2 separate regions of the Homo sapiens genome follow, and region 2 is linked to region 1. A link is a contact called in ENCODE Hi-C or POLR2A ChIA-PET data. All regions are on one chromosome and are shown on one strand. Each heading gives the region's core, a stretch centred on a gene start or an enhancer-like site at or near the end of the contact. The rest is flanking DNA. Distances are from core to core; before and after follow the strand shown. Region 1 holds the start of ARL6IP1 (ARL6 interacting reticulophagy regulator 1). Region 2 overlaps LOC124903657 (a long non-coding RNA gene).

Evidence for each region. A loop is a pair of places that touch in the nucleus more often than their neighbours do. ChIA-PET counts read pairs that join two places held with the same protein, here RNA polymerase II (POLR2A). Pooled maps may share reads with other maps.
Region 2: a map with no recorded cell type shows a loop between it and region 1 (5-fold over the local background). The contact joins the enhancer-like site here to the promoter of ARL6IP1 in region 1. A Hi-C loop is called at or near these places in 1 of 37 single-sample maps with no recorded cell type and 3 of 50 pooled maps. POLR2A ChIA-PET finds 5 or more read pairs at or near these places in 6 of 52 experiments (A673, AG04450, HEK293T and 3 more).

What each region holds. Positions count from the first base shown.
Region 1 is chr16:18,799,858-18,802,969 of GRCh38, reverse strand. It overlaps ARL6IP1 (ARL6 interacting reticulophagy regulator 1), which reads left to right and starts at 1,421. Exons shown (of 6, transcript NM_015161.3): 1 at 1,421-1,539. The coding sequence starts at 1,504. RefSeq lists enhancers at 878-1,117, 1,498-1,577, 1,798-1,917.
Region 2 is chr16:19,129,562-19,132,673 of GRCh38, reverse strand. All of the region lies in intron 1 of LOC124903657 (a long non-coding RNA gene), which reads right to left. Among named protein-coding and RNA genes, the nearest start is that of ITPRIPL2, 17 kb to the right of the region's middle. RefSeq lists enhancers at 1,513-1,807, 1,730-1,809. Within about 2 kb of position 1,470, at least 24 of the 41 ENCODE cell types and tissues checked have a DNase peak (open chromatin) inside an H3K27ac peak, as active enhancers do; they include A673, where a contact is called at or near this core.

The DNA of each region.
Region 1 (3,112 bases), core at 172-2,671:
CTGCTTGTGAGAGGGTTTACATATTTTCTTAGCTTGACCTCTAATGGAAGAAAGGTCGTGTCAAGAACTATCCTTTTGGCCGGGCGCGGTAGCTCACGCCTGTAATCCCAGCACTTTGGCAGGCTAAGGCGGGCGGATATCTTGAGGTCAGGAGGTCCAGACCACCCTGGCCAAAATAGCGAAACCCCGTCTCTATTAAAATACAAAAATTAGCCGGGCGTAGTGACGGGCGTCTGTAATTCCAGCTACTCGGGAGGCTGACGCGCCAGGATCACTTGAACCCGGGAGATGGAGGTTACAGTGAGCAGAGATCGCGCCACTGCACTTCAGCCGGGGCCACGGAGCGCGAGACTCCTTCGTCTCAAACAAACAAACAAACAATTCTGGCCGGGCGCGGTGGCTCACGCCTGTAATCCTAGCACTTTGGGAGGCCGAGGCGGGCGGATCACGAGGTCAGGAGATCGAGACCATCCTAACACGGTGAAACTACGTCTCTACTAAAAATACAAAAAATTAGCCAGGCGTGTTGGCGGACGCCTGTAGTCCCAGCTACTTGGAAGGCTGAGGCAGGACAATGGCGTGAACCCGGGAGGCAGAGCTTGCAGTGAGCAAGATCGCGCCACTGCACTCCAGGCTGGGCAACATAGCGAGACTCCGTCTCAAAAAAAAAGAAAAAAAAAAAAAGAATCCTTTTGGAGAGGGAGCTTGTAGTTTAAGTAACTTAAACATCCACGTATAATAAAGCCACTTAGAAGGCGGTGCATTTTCACACGTTCTCAAACCAGGCCTGGGTTTTTCCGCGCAAGCTAAGGCCTCATTCCTACTGGGTAGGAGAGAAACATTGCAGCAAAATCCACACAAAGAGCTCTTTTCACTTGTCCTCAAAACCTCACGGGTCGCAAATCCGGGCTAAACGGCTCAGGGGCCTGGCTGGGGAACTGGGCCGAAGGTGGAACGGATCCCAGCCACCTCGGGGCCAGGAAAAGATGAAGTGTCGCAGGCCCGGCGTCCCCGCCCTCCGCCTGAGGCAACGGAGCATCTCTCTTCGAGTAGCCCATTTTCCAGAGAGTCTCCTCGGCTGCGAAAGCCAGACGAAGAGGGACCCAAAGCCACCGCAGCGGCAAGAGCCGGAGAACCACTGAGGGACAGCGCCCCCTGCAGAGGCGGTTGAACCGCTTCCCACAGCGCTGGGCGGGGCGTCGCGCAGTCCCTGGGCGCTGATTGGGCACTCCGTGTCCCCTCCCCCTCGGCCCGGCGCTGCCTCTGTCTCCTTTGACCTCGATTTCAAGCCATGCGCTGAGCTTCGGTTGGCCCGGCTTCCTTGAGGCGTAAGCTCGGTCTGTCCAATGAGGAGCGAGCGTCGCGGGGGCCGTCGGGAAGGGCGGCCGACCCATATAAGCAGCCTGCGGGGCGTTCCCTCGGGTTGTGGTTGGTGTGCGGGTTTCGGTTGGAGGACTCGTTGGGGAGGTGGCCTGCGCTTGTAGAGACTGCATCCCCGAGACGATGGCGGAGGGAGATAATCGCAGCACCAACCTGCTGGTGAGTCCTGGCTGCCTGTCCCCCGGGAGCCGAGCGAGGCCTCCAGACGTCCGTGGGCTCAAACACCGCGGCCTCGTCCCTGTCACCCGCCGCGGGCCCGGCCCTTCTCTCCCTGGGCAGGCGACGATGCCTGGCCCTCGGGCTTCTTGGGTGACTCCTGGGTGTCGAACCCTTACCTTTCCTGGGGACGGTGCGCGACGGGGCGAGGAGGGCGCGTGATTCATCACCGCGAGTAGGAGTCGAGGAGGAAGTGGGAGGCAGAGGGGCTGCGACACTAGCCTGGGGTGCGGGTGGGGGCAGAAGGCCTCCTGGGGCCTGTCCAGCGCTTTCGCGGCTCAGGCCCCAGCCGTATTCGGCTTTCCCCGTCTTTGATCTTAACCTGGATGTGCCTGCCTTCTTTTCCCCCTAAAACTTGGACAAGGGTGGAGGGTCAAAGGGCTACTGCCCAGAATTTATCTTAGAGCTGGTACAACTTAAAACGACAGGGAGGCTGCGAGCTCACCGTGGGGAACCGGGAGCGGGGTCCAGCTGAACAGACAATGGGATGTCTTGGCGTTTGTCTGGAATTTGGAAGTCTGGCGGGGGTGGGGTCACAGGACTACTGGAAACAGCTTTAGAGTAATAAGCAGGGATCCGAAGGAACTGCAGTGAGATGGTATCATAGGCGGACACATTTTTATTTGTTATGAATTTAAGCGCACCTTGTGGGCAAAAAACAAGAGAAATATCCTTGCATATTCTCAGTTGCCCTTCCCTGGTGACTGTAGGTCACATACCAGCAATGAAAAACGGAACCAAAGAATTTACTTAGGGGCTTTTGAACTTCCAAGACCCCAGACGCTGGCCAATGACGTGACTTCAGGGCAGTTTTGATTGTGCGTGATTTTATATTTGCTTTTAGAAATGCATGGTTTGTTCCTTTAAACACACGCTCCTTCTAGCATAGTTAGTTCTCAGCGTGGATCTTTTTAAGAGGATTAATTGAAGCACAGAGAAGTAGCTCAAGCCCTGTTGAAATGACAAATCCTGGGCTAGAGCTCCTGCTTCCCAACTCTCCTTCCAGCAGAGCAATATAACTCTAAGGAAAGCAACGCCTTTGGTCGTGGATTTCTTGGATGCAGATCAGTTAACCTCTGTATCTGTTTCCTCCTTGGTAAAATGGGGACAGTAATAACACCTTTTTTTAAGGGTTGTTAGGAAGATTAATTGAAGTATAAATATGAATGCTCAGCAGAGTGCCCACACATAGTAGTCTCTTTCACTAGTATTAAGCATGGAATATAAAGTCAGAAATATTGAGATCACACTAGTGCTCAGCGTGGCACAGATAGCGAGCGTCTTTGTTAAGATTAAGTGCCTTGTTCTGTCATTTGCATGATTTCCAGTGAATGACTTTTACAAAGAGACAAGGTCTCAGCCCAGGCTGGTCCCGATCTCCTGGGCTCAAGCAATCCCCCCCGACCCGCCAAGTGCTGGGTTTACAGGCGTGATCCACTGCATCCAGCCTGATAACATAGAGACACTTGAGTTTCTTATTCTAAATTTTTCTTCCTTTACCAAAACCAGCTTTAAG
Region 2 (3,112 bases), core at 221-2,720, 330 kb before region 1:
AAGAAGAAAGAGTAAACAAATTGTCTTGCAGGAGGTACCGTGAGGTGGCAAAGATACTCCCCAAGGGCTGGAGTTGGGGAAACCCAGCACTAAGAACCAGCTCTGAAGTCACATGACCCTGAACTTCTTTCCTGGAGCTCCTGCTTGTTGGCTGTATGACCTTAGGCAAGTCACTCAACCTTTCAGAACCTCATTTCCTCAATTGTATACTGAGGATTCTAAATACTCCAGCCTCCAGCCTCCAAACATCACATCAGCCTTGTGAGGAAGAGCACATGGCTCTGGCACAAGATCACTGGGACATCAGTTCTGGCTCTGCTGTTTCCTGGCTGTGTGACCTTGGGGAAATTACTTTACCTCTCTGAGCCTGCTTCATCTTCTGTAAGAAGAGCATTAGGGTACCTAACTCCTAGGATGGTCACAAGGATTCAATGAGTTAATTTCATCTTTTGAGTGGTGTCTGGTAGTAGTGAATGTTCAATCAAAATCATTATTATTAGTCACCCCAAGGATGGCTCTGATACAAGCTGAACTGGTCCCTTCCAGGGGCTTTGATCATGGGCACTACCCAGCTCCAGGCTAAGGCTGATGTCAGATTGCTACATTGGAAGTCCACATCCTGCCATTGTCCCCAACACCCACTGTCTCAAGGCAGGCAGATGAGGTCATGGGAATTGATGTTTTTGTCCTGAAGGGATAGGCAGGGGTGGATGGGCAACCCCTCTCTCCCACTCCTGATTGCTAAGTGGGGAAGCTTTGGCCTGAGTTTCTAGGGGTGTCCAAAGATCTTTACTTCTTTCCTAGACATTTCTGTATACTTGAACTTTTTACAGTGAGCATATATCACTTCTATGATAAACAAACAAACAAACAAGAAAGCCATTTTCATTCTTGCAAAACCAATCCAGGCCTGGCTCACACCCTTCTAGATTCCCAGAGTCACTTTCTGACCTATCTGGGTCACTTGTTCCTTGGCCTGACTCTCTCTAAACACAGAGCCGCTGTGTTCCAATAAAATTTATTTACACGAAGAGGCTGCAGGCAGGATTTGGTCCATGGTCCACAGTTTGCCCTGACCTAGGATACTGTCTGGAACACAGTAAGTGCTATACAAGTGTTAGCTATGAGTGAATGTGTGTGACTCACAAGCATGTATATCTATGCGTGCATGTGTGCACATGTGTATCTATATGGGAATCATGCCTCTGAATGTGTATTGTGTCTGTGTGGGGGATCTGTTTAGTCCTTCTATAAAAACAAAACAACATGCTCGTACCAGCCAACATTTCAACGCAGCTACCCCAAGACTTCCTGCTTCTATTCTGGTGAGAAAGGGAAGCTTCGGGCGCCAACCCCCAGTGGCCTAATGGAAAGGGAAGCTTCGGGAAAAGCCAAGAGAAGAAAGAGCTGGTGTGTCTCTGTCATTTTCATCTGGGTTAAGATTGGAGGGAAGTCATCATTGGTGATTGTGCTACTGTAGGGCCGGCAGCCCACGCCTTCCCATCTGCTGAAAGGATGAAGTCAGTCCTCTGGGGGAAAAGGGGGTGGAGAGGGGACTCTGTAAAAATGAAAAAGGAAGCTTTTTAGGAGCTTTGAAGGAGGGGTTGGGGTAGAGGGAGAATGATTCCCTGCTCTTGTGGTGGGTGGCTTTTCCAGGCAGCTTGTAAACATCTGCTTGCTTGTTTCATTTTGATCTCCTGCTGTGGGACTTCTGAGGGGCTACTTCCTGTATGACTAACTTCCTTGGCTGGCTTTGCAAGGGCCAAGGAAATGCAGTGAGCGTTAATTTTGGAGTCAGCAGATGAGGGTTCAAATCCCTGTTTGCACTTCCTTGTTAAATGCCCTGGGGGCATATGATCTCGTCCCTCTGAGCCTCAGTTTCCACCTCTGTACATTGGGGCTCCTATTATAATAGTATTACCTCCTAGGACTATTGCAATGATCAAAGGAGAACTGTGTGTGTCCAGCATTTGTCACAGAGCTTCACTCTGTAAGTGCTCCCGAAGGTGACACCCTGAAACAGACCCCCATGGGCTAGTGTGCTGAGCTTCAAGATTTCAGAGAAGCCTTCCCTAATTCCCCCATGCTGCACTAGGTCCCTTTGACTCACAGTGTCATAAAAACTGGTTTCTTTCCTTCAAAGCATTTACCTCTGTTAGTTTCGTTTTTTGTTTGTTTGTTTTTTGAGACAGGGTCTCACCACTCTGTCACTCAGGCTGAAGTGCACGATCACGGCTCACTGCAGCCTCGACCTCCCCGGGTCGGGCAATTCTCCCCCCTCAGCCTCCCAAGTAGTTGCAACTACAGGTGTGTGCCACCATGCCCGGCTAATTTTTATGTTCCTTATAGAATGGGGTTTTGCCATGTTGTCCAGGCTGGTCTTGAACTCTTGGGCTCAAGTGATCCACCCACCTTGGCCTCCAAAGAAGTAGGATTACAGGCATGAGCCACTATGCCTGGCCCTCTGTTAGTTATTTAGTGCTCACTGGCGTGCTTATTGGCAAGTGGCTGCCTCTTCCAGCAGACTGTAAACTGCAGGCCAATAAGATGGTGTTTGCTCTGCTAACCACTCTATTATCCCCTGTGCCAGCACAGGGCCTGGCACATAGTTAGCATTCAATCATTATTCAGTAGGGTCCCAATGGGGTCTTCCAAAATGGGGTTATGATAGGCACTCTCTTCAGCATCCTGGTGTTACCCTGGCAAATCCATACGGGTCTGCCACAACCTCAATTCCTGCCTCCTCAAGAGAAAGAATTCAGCTGAGGGGCAGAAGGCAGAAGGAGAGACAGGCGAGTTTCAGAGCAGGAGTGAAAGTTTCTTAAAAAGCTTTAGAGCAGGAATTAAAGGAAGGCGAGTACCCTTGGAGCAGGGCCAAGTGCATGAAACCCTACAAGACAGAGATCGTGGCAATAGTCCTAGGAGGTGATACTTAACCTCTCAAGTGTCCCATTTGACCTTTGACAGAGGGTTTTATATGTTGGCCTACTTCCAGGGTCTCGCATCCCTTCTCCCCTGATCCTTCCCTTGGAGTGGGCTATCCGTATGTGCAGTGGCCTGCTAACATTTGTGGGGGTGGCAGTGGAATGTGCAGTGTGCTTACTGGAGTTAT